2 separate regions of the Homo sapiens genome follow, and region 1 is linked to region 2. A link is a contact called in ENCODE Hi-C data. All regions are on one chromosome and are shown on one strand. Each heading gives the region's core, a stretch centred on a gene start or an enhancer-like site at or near the end of the contact. The rest is flanking DNA. Distances are from core to core; before and after follow the strand shown.

Region 1 (6,422 bases), core at 63-2,562, 340 kb before region 2:
AAAAAACACCAGATCCCAGGAGTCCATTTCCAATCTACTCAATCCCACTCTCTGGGGCTCATGCCCAGGAATTAGATTTTTTTTTTTTCTTTCTTTTCTTTTCTTTTTTTTTTTTTGAGACAGCGTCTCGCTCTGTCTCCCAGGATGGAGTGCAGTGGTGTGATCTGGGCTCACTGCAACCTCGGCCCCCCAGGTTCAAGCGATTCTCTACCTCAGCCTCCCAAGTAGCTGGGATTACAGGCACCTGCCACCATGCCTGACCTTCTTTGTTTTTTTTAAGAAACAGGGTCTTGCTGGGTGTGGTGGCTCACACTTGTAATCCCAGCACTTTGGGAGGCCTAGGTGAGCAGATCACGAGGTCAGGAGTTCGAGACCAGCCTGGCCAAGGTGGTGAAACCCCGTCTCTACTAAAAATACAAAAAATTAGCTGGGCGTGGTGGCGGGTGCCTGTAATCCCAGCACCTCGGGAGGCTGAGGCAGAAGAATGGCTTAAACCTGGGAGGCGGAGGTTGCAGTGAGCCGAGATCACGCCACTGTACTCCAGCCTGGGCAACAGAGCGAGACTCTGTCTCAAAAAAAAAAAAAAAAAAGAAAAGAAAGAAAGAAACAGGGTCTTGCTCAGTTGCCCAGGCTGGAGTACAGTGGCACAATCATAACTCACTGTAGCCTTGACCTCCTGGGCTCAAGTGATCCTCCCACCTTAGCCTCCTGAGTAGCTGAGACTACAGGCACATGTCACCATGCCTGGCTAATGTTTTTAAATTTTTTGTAGAGATGTGGGTCTCCCTATATTGCCCAGGCTGCTCTCAAACTCCTGAGCTCAAGTGATCCTCCTGCCTTGGCCTCCCAAAGTGCTGGGATTACAGGCTCGAGCCATTAGCACCTGGCTAGTGACCTGGGTTTGAACATGGGTTTGTGACCCTGGAAGAAAGCTAGCTAGGGGGTTGCCAATCTATGCAAGCCCAGGCATTGCAGCTTCCCTCCCCCAGATCTATACAAACACAGTCTACATGACATGTGTTTTGCAAGCCCCAGAAGTTATTTCATCAGCACAAAAGCAGAATGCCAAAATTCAGGAAAGCATGTGGCCCCAACTGAGATGTACCAGGCTGCTCTCTCTGGGGTGTCCTTGCAGAGGGAGTTTTTCAGCCTTGGCACTGCTGACATCTGGGGCTGGAGAATTCTTTGTTGTGGGACTGTCCTGGGCATTGTACGATGTTGAGCAGCATCTCTGACCTCTATCCACTAGATGCCAGTAGTACCCTTCCCCTCGCAGTCGAGGCTGCCAAAAATGTCTCTGGACATTGCCCAGTGTCCCCGGGGAGGCGTGATTGCCCTGGCTGTGTGCACCTGTTGTGAAGGATACCGACTGTTTTCTTTTTTTTTTTCTTTTTTTTGAGACGAAGTCTCGCTCTTGTCTCCCAGGCTGGAGTGCAGTGGCGCGATCTCAGCTCACTGCAACCTCCGCCTCCCAGGTTCAAGCGGTTCTCCTGCCTCAGACTCCCAAGTAGCATGCCTGCCAAGACGCCCATCTAAGTTTTAATTTTTTTATTTTTTATTTTTTTTTCTGAGACAGAGTCTCGCTCTGTTGCCCAGGCTGGAGTGCAGTGGCGCGATCTCAGCTCACTGCAAGCTCCACCTCCCAGGTTCACACCATTCTCCTGCCTCAGCCTCCTGAGTAGCTGGGACTATAGGCGCCTGCCACCAAGCCCAGCTAATTTTTTATATATATATATTTTTAGTAGAGATGGGGTTTCACCGTGTTAGCCAGGATGGTCTCGATTTCCTGACCTCGTGATCCCCCCGCCGCGACCTCCCAAAGTGCTGGGATTACAGGCATGAGCCACCGCGCACAGCCTAAGTTTTGTATTTTTAGTAGAGACGGGGTTTCATCATGTTGGCCAGGCTGGTCTCGAACTCCTGACCTCAGGTGATCCACCCAGCTCGGCCTCCCAAACTGCTGGGATTATGGGAGTGAGCCACTGCGCCCGGCCCAACTGTTTTCTTGTCCAACCTCTACTCTTCTGGCACTGCTTCCTCCCCACCACCTCTGTTTACATGTCATAGGGAGGCAGCCATTATGTACACAAATGATCTGTCCACCCTTGGCCACAGCTGGCCAGAACCAAGGCCAGCCACTCAGGGTCCTCCCTCAGGAATATGGCATTACAACTAAAAGATGACAGCTTAGCCTGGCTGGAATCAGGCATGGAGGTACAAGAACAGGTGGTGTGGGCTACCAGGTCCCAATGTAAAAACTGGCCCTCAAAGCCAGTGTAGCTGAGGAGAATGAAGCAAGCAGGGAGGTGAGTGAGACTCAATGGCCTTTTGCATTAGAGACCTCTTGACTCTATCGTTTAAGTTGGGCTCAGTGAATTTCTTTCTTTCCTTTTTTTTTTGTTGAGATGGAGCCTCAGTCTGTCACCCAGACTGGAGTGCAATGGCACGATCTCGGCTCACTGTAACCTCCACCTCCTGGGTTCAAGTGATTCTCGTGCCTCAGCCTCCTGAGTAGCTGAGATTACAGGCATGCGCCACTACTGCCTGGTTAATTTTTGTATATTTAGTAGAGATGGGGTTTCACCATGTTGGCCAGGCTCCTCTTGGACTTCTGACCTCAAATGATCCACCCGCCTCAGCCTCCCAAAGTGCTAGGATTACAGGTGTGAGCCACTGTGCCTGGCCTCAGTGAATTTCTGGCAGCTCCAACACATGGGCTTTAACAAAGCCCTTGTTCCTTGGTCATTGAAATGTTTATGTTTGCTGGGCATAGTAACTCATGCCTGTAATCCCAGCACTTTGGGAGGCCGAGGTGGGAGGATCACTTGAGCCCAGGAGTCCAAAACTAGCCTGGGCAACATAGCAAGACCCCCGTCTCTACAAAAAATTTAAAAAGTATCCAGGCATGGTGATGCACGCCTGTGGTCCCAGCTACTTAGGAGGCTGAAGTGGGAAGATTGCTTGAGCCCAGAAGGTCAACACTGCAGTGAACTATGATTGTGCCACTGCACTCCAGCCTGGGCAAGAGTGAGACCCTGCCTCAAAAAAAAAAAATTAAAATTATCAATCAATCGCCAGGCGTGGTGGCTCACGCCTCTAATCTCAGCACTTTGGGAAGCCAAGGAGGGTGGATCACAAGGTCAGGAGATTGAGACCATCCTGGCTAACACGGTGAAACCCCATCTCCACTAAAAATACAAAAAATCAGCCGGGCATGGTGGCGGGCGCCTGTAGTCCCAGCTACTCAGGAGGCTGAGGCAGGAGAATGGCATGAACCCGGGAGGCGGAGCTTGCAGTGAGCTGAGATCGCACCACTGCACTCCAGCCTGGGCAACAGAGCGAGACTCCATCTCAAAAAATAATAATAATAATCAATCAATCAATCAATCAAACATTTTTGATTAAACCAAACCCAAAGCTAGTAAAAGGAAGGAAATAAAGACTGAAACGGAGATAGACAAAAGACAATATTTTCTTGAATAGAAAAATAATAAAATCAACAAAACCAAAAGTTTGGTTCTTTGAAAACATTTACAAAATGGACAAACCTTTAGCTAGGCTAAGAAACAGAGAGAAGACCCAAATAAGTAAAACTGAAAATGAAGACAACACTACAGATCTTACAGAGATAAAAAGGATTATAAGAGAATACTGTGAACAATTGTACACCAACAAATTAGATAACCTCGATAAAATGGACAAGTTCCAAATAACACAGAAAGTACCAAAAGTGACTCAAGAACAAAAGAAAGCATTTATGACTAATCACAATTTGTGATATTGAAGGATTTTCCCATGAGCTGGAGTCTAAATAGAGTAGCCTTCTCTGACTCCTGTGATCCTTTTGAATTTTTGTAATTTATTCATTTTTTGTTTTTGTTTTTGAGACAGAGTCTCACTCTGTCACCTAGGCTGGAGTGCAGTGGCGTGATCTTGGCTCACTGTGACCTCCACTTCCAGGGATCAAGAGATTCTTCTACCTTAGCCTCCTGAGTAGCTGGTATTACAGGTGTGCGCCACCATGCCCAGCTAATTTTTGTATTTTTAGTAGAGATGGGGTTTCATCATGTTGACCAGGCTGGTCTCAAACTCTTGACCTCACGTAATCCACCTGGCTCAGCCTCCCAAAGTGCTGGGATTATAGGCATGAGATACCGCGCTCTGCCCCTTTTGAATTTTTGTAATTTAATTTTTACCTCCTAACAACGTTGCCTCCCCTTTTCCCCTGCCAGAACAAAGAACAGGAAAGCTGAGCCCATACCGGAGACATTTGAGGACCATGTCCAAATCCACCAGGTAGGAGATGACATAGGGCTTGCCATTGTCCAGGGTCTCCAAGGCCTGAGAAGAAAACAAGGTCAGCAGAGACATGGGTGCAGGAATGAGAGGAAAACAAAGGGCTGACAGAGGGCGCCAAGGCTGGGACTGAGAAGGGCTGGTGCAAGCCCAGGGTGAGAGTCCGCTTTGTGCCCCAAATGTCACTAGCATCTCTGGACTATTGCCATGGTCTCTCCAAAGGCAGGGAGGAGGAGGAAGGGGGCCAGGCAGGATGAGCCACCAATTTCTCACTCAGTGATTTCATAAACACACTCTTTTAGCTTCTGCTCTCTACCATATCCAGGTGCTGGGATAGAGACCAGCGTGGAGCTTACAGAGCAAAGAGACTGTGCATAATGACACAAGTCCTCAGTCACATGTGTTAAGAGTGCTAGAGGCCGGATGTAGTGACTTGCAGCTATAATCCCAGCACTTTGGGAGGCCGAGGCAGGTGTTCGAGACCAGCCTGACCAAAACAGTGAAACCTTGACTTTATCAAAAATACAAAATTAGCTGGGCATGGTGGTGCACACCTGTAATCCCAGCTAGTGGGGAGGCTGAGGCAGGAGAATTGCTTGAACTTGGGAGGTAGAGGTTGCAGTGAGCCGAGATTGTGCCATTGCACTCCAGCCTGGGTGAAGAGTGAGACTCCATCTCAAAAAATAATAATAATAATAAAAGAATGCTAAAAAATAGAAAGCAGGGAGCCAGGCTGCCCAGCCCTGTCTAGAAACATCAGCCAGAGATGAGCCCTTTAGGCTAGAACCTGAATGATATGTAGGGGGCAACTGGGCAAAGGGGATGGTACAGATGGCAGCAGGGCGAAGAGCATCCCAGGCAGGTGCAAGCGCTGATGCTCAAAGAGGCTTGGCCATCAAGCATGGGAGCCCAGGCTCAGGAGCACATGTGAATGTGAGGACTGCAGTGCAGCATGACTCAGATGATGGAACTAGAACAGGCTGGGTCATTTTTTTTTTGAGACAGGATCTGACTCTGTTGCCCAGGCTGGAGCGCAGTGGCACCACAACAGCTCACTGCAGCCTTGAACTCCTGGGCTCAAGCAAGCCTCCTGCCTCAGCCTACCATGTAGCTAGGACTACAGGCATATGCCACCATACTCAGCTAGTTTTTTAACTTTTTGTAGAGACAGGATCTTGCCATGTTACAGGCTGGTCTTACAGACCATGTTGAGGATTTTATCCTAAGGACACCGCATGCCATGCAGGGATAAGAGCAGAGTGCCATGTATAATCTGCCTTCTGGAAGGTTTGCTCTGGCTTCTGTGTGCAGAATCAATTGTGGCTGGGAGGAGATTGCCTCCTGGTTTCTTCTCCTCTTGCAGCCAGGGAGAAGGCCCACCATGGAGGGGCCGAGGGAGAGGTGTCCATTCCCAGGGGTCTCTCTCCTGGGAAGGCCTCCCTGACACAGCTCCTCTCCCCTCCCCCAGATCCTTCTTGCTTAGCCAAACCCGCCGCATCAAAGGCCAGGTGCGGTGGCTCACGCCTGTAATCCCAGCACTTTGGGAGGCTGAGGCAGGTGGATTACTTGAGCCCAAGGGTTGGAGACCAGCCTGGCCAACATGGTGAAACCTTGTCTCTACTAAAAATACACAAATTAGCTGTGCGTGGTGGCTTGTGCCTGTAATTCCAGCTACTTGGGAGGCTGAGGCAGGAGAATCACTTGAACCCAGGAGGTGGAGGTTGCAGTGAGCCGAGATGTCGCCACTGCACTCCAGCCTAGGCGACAGAGTGAGACTCCATCTCAAAAAAGCAAAACAAAACAAAACAAAAAAACAAAGGAGACACTGAAAGGCTCCTCTGGTTAGTACAGAGGTGCCCCCTAAAGGTGTCCATCCTATGCCATTCCCATCAGTCCCGTGTCAGATGTGTGTTCCCTGGCTGTTCACAGGATGCTTGGTTCCTGGCTGTTCACAGGATGCTGCGAGCCTATTCACCACATGGGATCTGAGGGGGAGAAGGGCTGAGGACTCACCGCCAGGTAGGTCCGGTCCCGCTCGATCAGATCGGCCAGGCGGTTCAGCAGCCGGCCCCTGTGTGATGCGTCCATGCGGCGCCAAGGTGAGCCCAGCTGGAAGGCGGCCCGGG
Region 2 (5,632 bases), core at 3,110-5,609:
TGGCCTTGAGGCCCTCCCTGGGGCTGTTACGGGTGAATTGGCTGTATTAGATGTCTCTGCTACTTTCATAACAGAACTCTCTGAGGCGGGTCTAAGTGAGACCTGCCACAATGAATTCCATTTCCTGTTAAATAGTGCGCCAGTGAGGCTCTGGCAAGGTGTGGGCTAGAGATGCGACTCAGTTGGATCTATCTCTCAGAAGGCTACCTTGTAAGTAGAGTTCCACAGCTCTGGGAAGTTTGGGCGTCCTCACCCTGCAAAGTTTAGGTTCTGTGGTGTAGCGCACTGCAGTTGATTTGCTTTTTGATAGTGGGGAGGGAAGCCGGTTTGGTCCGTGTGGGCCAGCGTGGTTTGGTGGAGTCAGCTTCATAAGAGCTGGGGTCCTGTAGGTGTCTACCAGAGGCTGGTGGCTAAGTAGGCATGTGAACTTACATGTAAGTCAGGGATCCCTAAAACCTCACTCTGTTTTTGTGCTGAAAGGGCAAAAAGGTTAACACAGGGAAGCTCAAATTTGCCATGTGCCCGTTTGAATATGTGAGAGTAAAAACGGCATTTCATCCAAGGCTTATCGTAGTCTAGAACAGTGCACAGTGTGGGAAAAAGGAAACAAGGGCTCTTCCTGGCCCTGCCAACCCCCTGCAGAGCTGGAATCCAGCTGTTTGGGCTGACTAAAATCACCTTTCCAACTTGACAGTGAGTGAGACCAGGTTGAACTTGGTACAGAGACGCTGGGCTGGCCCAGATGACTTCAGGTTACTCCTTTCCATCTCACTGGAGCCATTAAAAACTCCAACTCCTCCTCCTCCTCCTGCTCCATCAGCATATCTCTGAGAGAGTCACGGGGGCCTAAGAGTCTCTTTTCACTGCCTGGTGAGCAGACCAGAAGCAGAGGGAGAGAGGCAAATGAACAGAGGTCCAAGTAATTCACATACTTGACTGTGACAGTCTCTGCTTATTAATGTAATCTGTTTTCCTATTTGAAAGGGATGTTATCTGCAAAACTACCTCAGGCCCCACATGGCAGCCTGATTCTGAAGCATCATTGAATCTTGTATGATATTAAGTTGAGAAAGCTGCCCTTGGATCCAGTGTCTAATCTTTGTGAAGATCTTACCCCATACATAGAATACAATGATCAGAAATGTCAAGGGTTAGGACAGCACAGCCCTGACTTCTACCCAGGCTCACTTGTTGCCTGCTCCCTGACCCTTGCAGGATCTGCCCAAAGGTGAAGCGCGTCTTCAGGTCAATAGATAATCTACTAGAGATTGTCCCCAGAGAACAGAACTGGGCCCTGAGGCCCACCGTTGCCCTTTCCTGAGAGTCCCAGCCCAGTGAAAGGAACACAGTTGACATGTTGTTGAAGCCGGAGATGTTGCCTGTATGCGTAAAAGAGCTCTCTGTTTCAGGCTCATGTACAGTCAGGAATGGTTCCTTCTCATCCAACTGCCCATGCGCCAATGATGCTAATGACGACACAGCCACCCGGCGGTCCCCAGGCCGCCCTCGCTCAAAGTGCACTACAGCCCATTCCAGTCTCGACAACAGCGCATTTCCCCTATATGACGCACCCTTCAGGTGAGGCGTGTGTGTGCAGGGGCCGCCGGGGCACCCCAAAGCATTCTGCTCGCACAGGTGGAATGGCAGGCAGGGCCAGTGCTTCAAGCCCCGCATTTGAGAACTAGCAAGACCCGTCCAGGAGTGTGCACAGGAGGGACTGTGACGATCAGTTCAGCATCAGGGCCTGAGGCTTCCGGGAGCCGAGTCTGTGTGTGTTCTGATGGTATACAGGATTTGGCTTGATGAGAAGCAGCAGCAGCAGCAACAGCAGCCTGATGCATGCCTAGGACTCAGTTGGCCTTCCTTGTTATGACAGGCTGGACAGGGCAGTGTTTTCCTTCCTGAGTCCCAAAAGTCTGACATGTGGGGGGTTATTACCATGGCAGAGTTTGATTGTAGCTCTGGAGAAGATACTGCTGAGAAAGCGCTGTGGATGGACTGGCTTTGAGTGTAGCGTTAGCCCCAGCCCCTGAACAGGGGAGAGCGCCCTGTGATTGTGCTCTACTACTTGATGGCTGCCATGGCGATACTTCACAGTCTGACCTGTTATTCTGAAAGCAATACTGGTGCTTGGCTAATATTTGGGGAGGGGGTTTGTTAAGGCCTTTTTTTCTACCCCATGAACAAGTCTTCTGGGAGTTTTATCTGAAGTGGTTTTACGTCTGACTGGTTTGTTTCTACCCACCCACCCAACCCTCCCCACTTTGGTGCAGATGGGAGGGGGAAAAGCGAATTCAATTTTGAGTTTTGTTCAGCTAGCACGAGGATAGTTTACAATCATGTGCTGCAGAGACACTAGGCTGATGTGTGGTGTTGCCAGTTTTCTGTTTCAATGTTCGCTTTTCTTTTTACAGTACAAGCCCACCACCAACAGCAGTTGTAAGGCTGCCCTGGAGGAACCGAAAGGCCAAATTCCCTCCTCCCTTCTACTGCTTCTACCAACTGGAAGCACAGAAAACTAGAATTTCATTTATTTTGTTTTTAAAATATATATGTTGATTTCTTGTAACATCCAATAGGAATGCTAACAGTTCACTTGCAGTGGAAGATACTTGGACCGAGTAGAGGCATTTAGGAACTTGGGGGCTATTCCATAATTCCATATGCTGTTTCAGAGTCCCGCAGGTACCCCAGCTCTGCTTGCCGAAACTGGAAGTTATTTATTTTTTAATAACCCTTGAAAGTCATGAACACATCAGCTAGCAAAAGAAGTAACAAGAGTGATTCTTGCTGCTATTACTGCTAAAAAAAAAAAAAAAAAAAAATCAAGACTTGGAACGCCCTTTTACTAAACTTGACAAAGTTTCAGTAAATTCTTACCGTCAAACTGACGGATTATTATTTATAAATCAAGTTTGATGAGGTGATCACTGTCTACAGTGGTTCAACTTTTAAGTTAAGGGAAAAACTTTTACTTTGTAGATAATATAAAATAAAAACTTAAAAAAAATTTAAAAAATAAAAAAAGTTTTAAAAACTGATCAAGTTAGTGTGTGTCTGTATAAGCTACTTCTTTGTAGGATACTTAATATCAAAGCAGGTGTGCTAAGGGTGCATTTTGAATATCCCGGAAGGTAGCTGTGAAATGATTTTTCTTCTTCACCCTTAGTTCTGGTTCAAGGTATCTCTAGAAAAAGACAAGACTGAGCTATTCTCTTTGGTGGATTAGAGATCTGCTTCAGGAGGAGGAAGGTTGGCCAGAGTTGGGCAGCACTGAAATTCCACATCCTCGGGCTGACACCGATTCTGTAAGCTTCCTTTTTAATATCTCCTGAACCAAAATGAGTGTCATTAGCTGGAAGTTCCCAATTCGGGCATTTTTCTACTTTACCAGTAGGGGGCAGGAGACACTCAGAAAAAAATTGCAATAAAGAAATCCAGAGGGCATGAAGGCTGAAAAGATACAAAGATGTACAAAGCTGCTTATTGACATGGATGGACTCATAAGCATTTGTTAGTATTCCCAGATTGCAACGGGGAGGACAAAGGGAAGAGCGAGTATTTGGGCAGGGCAAGGATTTTGTAGAGACACCATGGTCTTAATAGAGCCTTTAAATATTATGACAGCAAATCAAGATTCTGAAAACTTTTTAATTCACATATAGCAATTTGTACATTATAGCAAAATTTGCATTATTCAAGAATAAGTTACTTGTACAGTACATAAAACAATACATAAAAATTTGCCAAATACCTTCTGCCTATAATGATACAAGATGAATCCACTTTATGTTATCACAATGTGCTGTATATTCTAACCAAACACAGGATGTCAGATGTGTCCTTGTTAATATACTCGCAAGTTCCTCTAGCTTGTGGGAGATGTTAGAGCTAACACATTTGCAGTAAGGGACTTAGTCCTGAATAGAAAGCATGAAGGAATCTCAGGCAACCCTCAGGGAAGAGTCCAAGGCCTTGACTTTAGGTTAAGAAACTGTTATGTAAAAATAGTGTTCTCTGGCCCAAGATTTTAATGATTGCTATTCCTTTTTCCTACGGTCCAGAAATGATCAAAGGCAGAAGATTTATACCAGATAAAGCCATATGGATTGCTGGTCTAAAATTCAAGGCAGGTTAGTTGACTTAATTCTTTGGTGCTGGTGACTGTTAGTTTGTAAAAGTTCAATAAGTCAGATGAAGGAAGGGATGGTGCCGGGAGCTGTCAAGCTGTACTGGTGGGGTCTGTAATTAGAGCTAACTGGAGGGATCATGATGTCTACTGTCCAGTTTGGTGTTGAGCCATGGCTCTCGGTAGAAGTTGCCGGCTGGGGCCTGGTCAGGACTGGAAGGAGAGTGGTGGGATGTGCTGTGCCTATGGTGGGCTAGCTGCAGCCAGTGGGGTGCCTGCCCCACACTGCTGCCCACCCCTTCATCAGCTGATTCTGCTCCCACATAAAGAAAGGTGTTGGCTTAGTGTCACTTCTTCCTAGAGCCATGGGAGTTTTCTGTCAGCATGTTTTTGAGCTGTCCTGGTAACTTGGACGGGAAGCAGTCTGGAGGTGGGTGCCTTCCAAATCTCTGCCACAGAATCTGAACTTGCACTTTGCAGCCTGTTAGTCAGAGCTGCTAAGTTTGCTCTACCTGGTGTGCCTCTTGGCACCACCTGAGAGATGTATGTAGAGAGGCTGCTAAGAAATGAGTGCCCCTGGCATGAAGACGTCATATCCCAGATGTTTAACTTCTGGCTGGAGGGAGGGAACTTAATTTGGTTCATTATCTACTGGGTACCTTTCCTGTGCGGAGGGGAGGACCAGTGACTTTCCATAATAAGCTTTCTCCTTTAAAAAAACTTCAGACTCTTACTTACTCTTTTGGTTCACACTAATTAGCATTCATTTTCCAGAGAAAGCTGCTTGACTTTGAGGAAATAAAGACAGGTGTCCTTAAAAATGGACTGCAAATCTGGATCAGTGTCAGGTCTGCTTTAGGGTCCATGAAATCACCCAAGAGTGTTGGTACTAAAAGTGGTGTAGGCTGGGCGCGGTGGCTCGCGCCTGTAATCCCAGCACTTTGGGAGGCCAAGGCGGGTGGATCACCTGAGGTCAGACATTCGAGACCAGCCTGGCCAACATGGTGAAACCCTGTCTCTACTAAAAATACAAAATTAGCCAGGCATGGTGGCTGGTGCTTGTAATCCCAGCTACTTGAGAGGTCGAGGCAGAATCGCTTGAACCAGGAAGGTGGAGGTTGCAGTGAGCCAAGATTGCACCACTGCACTCCAGCCCGGTTGACAAGAGAAACTCCATCTCAAAAAAAAAAAAAAGAAAAGTGCATAGGGGTTTGTTCCCCCACCCTCTGAAAGACCCCAAGGAAATTCTAGAAGCAAAAATTTGACCTCTTGGAGCACAGAGACTAAGTATAAGTGGAAGAAGCAGACCTAACCCTCCTCCCAGGCAGTCAGTCCTATGAGTTTTAGGCTGAGGTTTCATTTTAGCCTCTGATCGATGTATCTGTAAAGCTGATCTAAACTCCCAGTTTCCTAGAAGCCACTGCTGTGAGCCTGGGGGTTGTACTGAATGGCTCTGCTGGCACCCAAGAGCAGCTGACTCCACTGTCACTGCCCCCGTTTCTG

The links. Hi-C counts contacts between places; a loop is a spot of excess contacts on that map. Pooled maps may share reads with other maps.
Region 1: a loop to region 2 is called in a pooled map, with 4 times the contacts of the local background. The contact joins two enhancer-like sites. A Hi-C loop is called at or near these places in 2 of 37 single-sample maps with no recorded cell type and 3 of 50 pooled maps.

The regions. Positions count from the first base shown.
Region 1 is chr12:111,783,186-111,789,607 of GRCh38, reverse strand. It overlaps ALDH2 (aldehyde dehydrogenase 2 family member), which reads right to left. Exons shown (of 13, transcript NM_000690.4): 3 at 6,310-6,422; 4 at 4,262-4,341. Among named protein-coding and RNA genes, the nearest start is that of MIR6761, 13 kb to the left of the region's middle. Within about 2 kb of position 1,312, at least 9 of the 41 ENCODE cell types and tissues checked have a DNase peak (open chromatin) inside an H3K27ac peak, as active enhancers do.
Region 2 is chr12:111,449,623-111,455,254 of GRCh38, reverse strand. It overlaps SH2B3 (SH2B adaptor protein 3), which reads right to left. Exons shown (of 8, transcript NM_005475.3): 8 at 3,632-5,632. It overlaps ATXN2 (ataxin 2), which reads left to right. Exons shown (of 25, transcript NM_001372574.1): 24 at 1,410-1,578; 25 at 2,415-3,041. The coding sequence ends at 2,443. Among named protein-coding and RNA genes, the nearest start is that of SH2B3, 47 kb to the right of the region's middle. Within about 2 kb of position 4,359, at least 4 of the 41 ENCODE cell types and tissues checked have a DNase peak (open chromatin) inside an H3K27ac peak, as active enhancers do.